2 separate regions of the Homo sapiens genome follow, and region 2 is linked to region 1. A link is a contact called in ENCODE Hi-C or POLR2A ChIA-PET data. All regions are on one chromosome and are shown on one strand. The core of a region is the stretch at or near the end of the contact, and the rest is flanking DNA. Distances in the headings are between cores, read along the strand shown.

The links. Hi-C counts contacts between places; a loop is a spot of excess contacts on that map. ChIA-PET counts read pairs that join two places held with the same protein, here RNA polymerase II (POLR2A). Pooled maps may share reads with other maps.
Region 2: a loop to region 1 is called in a pooled map, with 8 times the contacts of the local background. The contact joins the enhancer-like site here to the promoter of PLK4 in region 1. A Hi-C loop is called at or near these places in 1 of 168 maps with a recorded cell type or tissue (PC-3), 5 of 37 single-sample maps with no recorded cell type and 10 of 50 pooled maps. POLR2A ChIA-PET finds 5 or more read pairs at or near these places in 9 of 52 experiments (B cell, GM12878, OCI-LY7 and 5 more).

What each region holds. Positions count from the first base shown.
Region 1 is chr4:127,879,179-127,882,959 of GRCh38, reverse strand. It overlaps PLK4 (polo like kinase 4), which reads right to left and starts at 2,067. Exons shown (of 16, transcript NM_014264.5): 1 at 1,796-2,067; 2 at 1,034-1,129. The coding sequence starts at 1,825. RefSeq lists an enhancer at 1,744-1,983.
Region 2 is chr4:127,995,571-127,999,351 of GRCh38, reverse strand. All of the region lies in intron 4 of ABHD18 (abhydrolase domain containing 18), which reads right to left. Among named protein-coding and RNA genes, the nearest start is that of ABHD18, 32 kb to the right of the region's middle. RefSeq lists a silencer at 1,738-1,787. Within about 2 kb of position 1,716, at least 2 of the 41 ENCODE cell types and tissues checked have a DNase peak (open chromatin) inside an H3K27ac peak, as active enhancers do; they include B cell, where a contact is called at or near this core.

The sequences.
Region 1 (3,781 bases), core at 818-3,317:
TTCTTTTTCTAAGTGGTTTAGATAAATGATTTTTTTTTTTTAAAGGCAGGGTCTCACTGTCACCTAGGCTGGAGTGCAGTGGCATGATCACAGTTCACTGCAGCCTCAACCTCCCAGGCACAATCTATCCTCCCACCTCAGCCTCCTGAGTAGCTGGGACCACAGGCACATGCCACCACGCTTGGCTAATTTTTTTTTTTGAGATGGGAATTTAGCTCTTGTTGCCTGGGCTGGAGTGCAATGGCGCGATCTCAGCTCACCACAACCTCTGCCTCCCGGGTTCAAGCGATTCTCCTGCTCAGCCTTCAGAGTAGCTGGGATTACAGGTGTGCAGCACCACACCCGGCTAATTTGGTATTTTTAGTAGAGATGGGGTTTCTCCATGTTGGTCAGGCTGGTCTTGAACTACCGACCTCAGGTGATCCACCCGCCTCGGCCTCCCAAAGTGCTGGGATTACAGGCGTGAGCCACCGTGCCCAGCAGCAGCTAATTTTTGTATTTTTGGTAGAGAGGAGGTTTCACCATGTTGCACAGTTGTTTTCAAACTCCTGAGCTCAGGTGATCCACCTGCCTCAGCCTCCCAAAGCGTTGAGATTACAGGTGTGAGCCACCCACCCGGCTGACAAATAATTCTTAATTTGCTTATGTTTATGTTACTCCTATTAGGCTGACTTCTAACAATCAAGAATAATATTTTGTATGTTACAGGGAAATACAAAATTATACACAGTGAACTATAAACAAATTATTTGTTAGTTGATTTCTACTCATTACTCCAAGTATGGATAATTACACCACATACGAGGTCTACTGAACATTAATGAAGATAAAACTTACTTAAGCAAGGTCAAGGCTTTCCTAAAATATTTTTAAGTTCAACGGCTGGACTTGGCACTATTGTCTTCTGCCTATGTAAAGTGTTCCTTACACTATAATCAAAGGAAAGGCTAGTAGACAAGGAGTTTCTGACATCTCTGATACCTCTCTAGTTACTTGCAAAGTACAGGAGAGAAGTTGATTAGTTTATTCTTACCATTTTGATTGCAACTTCCAAACCAGTGTGAATGGACTCAGCTCTGTAGACACCAGCAAATGATCCTTTACCAAGCAGATTTCCAACTTTAAAATCCTTAAAAGTTAAAATTAAAGATTATGTGTGATGACTCACAGTAGAAAGGAAGATGGGAAGGGGCTGGAAAAAGAAGATAAAATGGATCGAGTGGGGAATTTGACAAAATTCAAGCGGGTATTACACCTCGATGCAGCAGGTGTCTAGGGTGGAAGGCATGTTGACTCCGTGCGGGGATACCTGCGCTTCCAGGCTGGACTGGAAGCTCAGGGTGATGGTGCACCCTAGTGATCTGGTTCCTCAACCTCAGTGCAGCCTAAGCGCCCTCCTCCCATCTCCAGCCAATCCCCGGGAGCGGAGGGCTCGGTCAGAATCCCGCCGCAGCTCCCGCCGGAGATAACCGCCATCCCCTTGGAGAAGTGGGAGGTAGCCCTGCCCTGCTCTAACGCGGTAGCTCGGGCGGGATTGCTGAAAGAAAGCCGCAGTGCCTCGGGACACTGCCGGGCGGGGAGGGACTCACCTGTCCCGCCTTCCCTACTCTTGTCTCTTGAGGGGCGGGCCGCTCCGCCCCTAAACAGCAGGGGTCTGGGCCGTTGGGACCCTCCCTAAGCACCTCGGTGCCCGCCCCGCAGCCGTTAGCTTCGTTCGCTCCCCTTCCCACAGCGGTCTCGTGTCCTCCCACAATTACTCCCACCCGCCCCGCTGCAGACTGCCGAGTCTTTTCACCTCGATCTTCTCCCCGATGCAGGTCGCCATATTTCCAGGCTCTGGCCTGGGTTCTCCGGATTAGCTTCCTTCACGCAGTCCCTTCGAGGCAGCGCTCCAAGCAGCCAGCCGGCCTTGGCGCCCATCAGGCTCGGCTCTCTAAACCGCCGCTCCAGGCGACGACGCTGAAACCACGGAAAGTTCTCCCTGACACCTTCCGAGGCCTGGGCGGTGCCTCTGGGCTCCCATTTTGAAAATCTCCCGCCGCTTGCCGTCCGAGCTAGGCTGGTGGTGACGTAACGAGATGGATCGCTCCGGATAGGCTGCGCCGGGGCGCGCATGCGCGGCAGACCTTCCTTTGCGGCCGGCCCAGGGTTCTAGACTTCGGGGCCAAGGGCCGGAAGCGCTGCGGAGAGTTTAGTTCGGGCGGGAGGCTGTCTCGGGCCCACTCTCGGAAGAACTTCTGCAAGACGGGTAAAAGAGCAGGCCTTAAAGATGGGACACTTATGGCTGATCGGTTACTTCACGGTCCGAAATACCACTTCTAATTCCGGAAAGGGTTTAAAACTATTTTAAAATGTCAAGCGTTTAAGACTTGACGGAACAGGGCAAAAAACATTACCTTCCTTTAAGGAACACCGTTTACACCACTACCGCTTATTCCGTAGTTTGTTATAACTGTAGTTAATGTGTACGGTACCTTAAGAAAACGAACTCCATTCTTTATTTTGGCAAACTCCTAAGTATTTAATATTATAATGTCATTTGTATAATAATTTACAGTTAGATCTCTCATACACATAATTTGTATGGATCAAAAGAGACCTCTGTAAGTTTGGGATGGTGTTTTGCAGGTGAGAAAAGTGTGATGCTTAAGGAAGGATATTTAACAAACAGAAGTAGCGCACAAACTTAGATCTTCTGTTATTAAGTGAAAGCTCTTTTCCTTGATGTTAGTGTGTATTTCTTTTTCTTTTTCTTTTTTCTTTTGAGATGGAGTCTCGCTCTGTCGCCCAGGCTGGAGTGCAGTGACTCGATCTCGGCTCACTGCAGCCTCCATCTCCTGGGTTCCAGCGATTCTCCTTCCTCAGTCTCCCGGGTAGCTGGGATTTACAGGTACGCGCCACCACGACTGGCTAATTTTTGTATTTTTAGTAGAGACGGGGTTTCACCATGTTGGCCAGGCTGGTCTCGAACTCCTGACCTCAGGTGATCCGCCTGCGTCGGCTTCCCAAAGTGCTAGGAATACAGGCGTGAGCCTCCATGCCCGGCCCATTTTTTTTTTTAAACTTTTTAGTTTCAAATAATTTTAAGCTTACAGAAAAGTTGTAAAAATAATAGAGAACTCCTGTTGTCCTTTACTCAGATTAACCAATTCTTAACATTTTGCCACACTTGTTTTTACTATTCTTCATGTGTAATATACATGTATAAATATATAAATAAGCCTATTATTTGTATTTTATGAATCATTCTAAAATAGGTTACATACACTATGCTCTTATACCCCTTATTTCTAAAGTGTGAATTTCTTAAGAACCAGGGTATCCTCTTGTATGTTTATCAAATTAAGGATATTTAGCATTGATACAATATTTATATTTAATCTAATCTACAGTTCATATTCCGATTTGTCAATTGTTCCAGTAATGTCTTTATTTAACATTTTTTCCTTCCAGTATAGATCTAGTACAGGATCACATACCGTATTTAGTTACCATATCTTTTTAATTTCCTTTAATATGGAAGAGTTCCTCAGCATTTGTATTTTTGTGACATTGAGATTTTTGAAGAGTGCAGGCCAATTATTTATCATTCGTTCATTTGTTCATTCCAGTATTACTGAGGTATAGTTGACAAAAATTGTATTTATTCAAGTTGTACAGCATGATGATTTCATATACATTGTGAAATGATTACAACAATCAAATTAACACATTGTCACCACTCTTAGGAGTGTGTGTGTGTGTGTGTGTGTGTGTTAAGGGCCAGTTATTTTACAGAATC
Region 2 (3,781 bases), core at 467-2,966, 120 kb before region 1:
TTCATTTTAAGCTATGGTAAGAACTAAGCCACCAGAAGGCTACTTTCTTACTTTTTATTTCTATTTTTGAGATGCAGTCTCACTCTGTCGCCCAGGCTGGAGTGCAGTGGCACGATCTCTGCTCACTGCAACCTCCACCTCCCAGGTTCAAGTGATTCTCCTGTCTCAGCCCCCTTAGTAGCTGGGATTCCAGACGTGCACCACCAAGCCCAGCTAATTTTTGTATTTTTAGTAGAAATGTGGTTTCACCATGTTGGCCAGGCTCATGTTTTTTAAAAATATATATATATTTTATATATTTAAATGAAAGTCTGCGTATAATAATGAACTCCTTCATCTTGAGTAATCAAGAAATCAATGAACAACTATATCGCTTCCATAGCTGCATAACTGCTTTGCTTTGGATTCTAGACTCTAAAAGCCCAATATTTCATCCCAATAATCATTCAAAAGATGTTTAAAGTTCCTAAGTACGTAAAGTACCATAGTGGCAGAGTTAAAGACAAGCTACAGACTTAGACAATTCATATAATTTAAAATGTAACATTTATAAGTTACTAGAATAAACTGTTTTGCTTTTATCTTATTTAGTTCTTTGCCTTTTGGTGGGGGCTACATTTAATAATGGCATTTGCAGAGAGAGGGGAGTGGAGAAAAACCAGAAAGACCTGAAGAATTAGAGCTGGATGCAATGGCGCACACCTATAGTCCCAGCTACTTGGGAGGCTGATGGGTAGAATCACTTCAGTCCAGGAGTTTGAGACCAGCTTGGCCAACAGTGAGATCCAGTCTCTTAAAAAAAAAAAAAAAGTCAGCCGGGAGCAGTGGCTCACGCCCGTAATCCCAGCACTTTGGGAGGCCGAGGCAGGCGGATCACGAGGTCAGGAGATCGAGACCATCCTGGCTAACATGGTGAAACCCTGTCTCTATTAAAAATACAAAAAATTAGCAGGGTGTGGTGGCGGGAACAGGAGGCTGAGGCAGGAGAATGCAGTAAGCCGAGATCGTGCCAGTGCACTCCAGCCTCGGCGACAGAGCAAGACTCCATCTCAAAAAAAAAAAAAAAAAAAGAAACGTCTTGAAAAATTTACAAAGGATAAGACAAATGAGACCATGTCAAAGAAAGAGAGAGAGAGAAAAGAGGAAGTGAGATAAAGAAGTGAAGCTGGGCATGGTGGCTCATGCCTATAATCCCAGCACTGTGGGAGGCTGAGGCAGGAGGATCCCTTGAGCCCAGGAATTCAAGACCAGCCTGGGCAACATAGAGACCTTGTTCTCTACAAATAAAAAAAATATTAGTTGGTTGTGGTGGTGCATGCCTGTAGTCCCAGCTACTCAGGAGGCTGAGGTTGGAGGGTCACCCAAGCCTAGGAGTTCAAGACTGCAGTGAGCTGTGATTGCGCTACTGCACTCCAGCCTGAGCAATAGAGCAAGAATCTGTCAAAAAACAAAAAACAAACAAACAAAAAAAAACGAGGAGGAGGAGAGGAAAAAGGTGAAGGAGGAGAAGGAGGAGATGAAGAAAGAAGAAGAAGGAAGAATAAAGAAGGAAGAAGTGGAACAGAAAGTAAGGAGGGAGGAAGATGAGAGCTAGTAAGAAATGACTAAGTTTTTCTCTGAGCCAACAGCTGCTATGGTTACACATCTTTAATCACATAGTTGCCTACTGCCGCCAGGTGGTACACTGCTTTTCTTAATCACTTGTTGCCTTTGACAAGGCTGAAAGCAGTACTCTACAAGTTTCAAACTACACATTCCAAAAGGCAAATACATAGCTTTTTGAGTCTAGAAGAGAGGCAGACTGAAGAGGGCTGAGATTCAAGGAAACTCTAATTTAAGTCATATGAAATCAGTATTCCTTCTACCCCACCCTCAAAGAACTCCTTGTACTGATTCTGCCTAGTCTTTTGTTGTTGTTACTTTTTTTCCTTTTTAAAATAAAAATATCCTTTTGACTGCCTAGTCTTTTGAAATGTAAGTCTTTAACACTCTTTCATCATATTTCCTGATCTCCAGAGAGTACAGTAAGATTGTGTATGTACATCTGTATTAGATGCAAATCAATTAGAAAGTGTGTTACGGGAAGTCAGGGACCCTGAATGGAGGGACCGGCTGGAGCCAAGGCGAAGAACATAAATTGTGAAGATTTCATGGACATTTATCAGTTCCCAAAATTAATACTTTTATAATTTCTTACACCTGCCTTTACTGCAATCTCTGAACATAAATTGTGAATATTTCATGGACGTTTATCACTTCTCCAATCAATACTCTTATAATTTCTTATGCCTGTCTTTACTTTAATCTCTTAATCACGTTATCTTCGTAAGCTGAGAATGTATGTCACCTCAGGACCACTGTTGTACAAATGGATTGTAAAATGTGTGTTTGCACAATATGAAATCAGTGCACCCTGAAAAAGAACAGAACAACAGCGATTTTCAGGGAACAAGGGAAGATAACCATAAGGTCTGACTGCCTGCAGGGTCGGGCAGAATAGAGCCATATTTCTCCTCTTGCAGAAAGCGAGTAGGAGAAATATCGCTGAATTCTTTTCCCAGGAAGGAATAACCCTGGGGAAGGAATACATTCCTGGGGGTAGGTCTACAGACAGCTGCTCTGGGAGTGTCTGTCTTATGCAGTTGAGATAAGGACTGAAATATGCCCTGGTGTCCTGCAGTACCCTCAGGTTTACTAGGATTGGGAAATTCCAGCCTGGTAAATTCTAGTCAGACCATTCTCTGCTCTCGAACCCTGTTTCCTGTTAAGATGTTTATCAAGACAATGCATGTACAGCGGGACATAGACCCTCATCAGTAATTCTAATTTTGCCTTTGCCTGTGATCTTTACTGCCCTTTGAAGCATGTGATCCTTGTGACCTACTCCCTGTTCGTACACCCCCTCCCCTTTTTAAAATCCCTAATAAAAACTTGCTGATTTTGCGGCTCGGGGTCGCCATCATGGTCCTACCAATATGTGATGACACCCCTGGAGGCCCAGCTGTAAAATTTCTCTGTTTGTACTCTTTCTCTTTATTTCTCAGACCAGCTGACACTTAGGGAAAATAGAATGTATGTTGAAATATTGGGGGCTGGTTCCCCCGATAAAAGTGAAAAGGTGAGTGAATACTATGTATCTGAACAGTTAAATTTTGGCTCTGCTCAGGTCATATCACATTAGTTTTATAAAAGATTTTAGCTAAATACTGGTTTTCCAGCACATGTAAATGAATATGTAGCTGTCTACTCCTTTTCCTCTACTCATCCACACTCCTTTCAACTTTAATTTCTTTATTCCTGCCTGTATCTTTCCAGCAAGCCCTAATTCAGAAGTGGGAAGCCGTTAAGTACCATACAGTTAAATAAATTGCCCAAGGGCAGGGAGCTGAGTGGCTGAGTCATGGCCCATGGCTCTTCCTTATGTTAGACACAGGGAATTACCAGTACCTACAAAGAATTTTTTATAGCCAAGGAAAATTTTTATACAATTTTTTTTCCTTTTTAGAATGAGTAGAGAACTACTGAATGCCATTTATGCCATTTAAAGACAGTAAGAATGATTTTTAAAATATTGGCAAAAACTATTGTTGTAATCATTAGAAAAAAGCAGAGTATAATATTAAAGTATTATTTTCCCTGCTTATAATATTGAATTTACTTAGTTACATACTTATATTTAAAATCACACATAAATATATTTAATTTACTGCTGTTAAAACCATCAAAATAAAGTAGCAGTGAAAATTAAAGTATTATTTTTCCTGCTTATGTTTATTTTGAT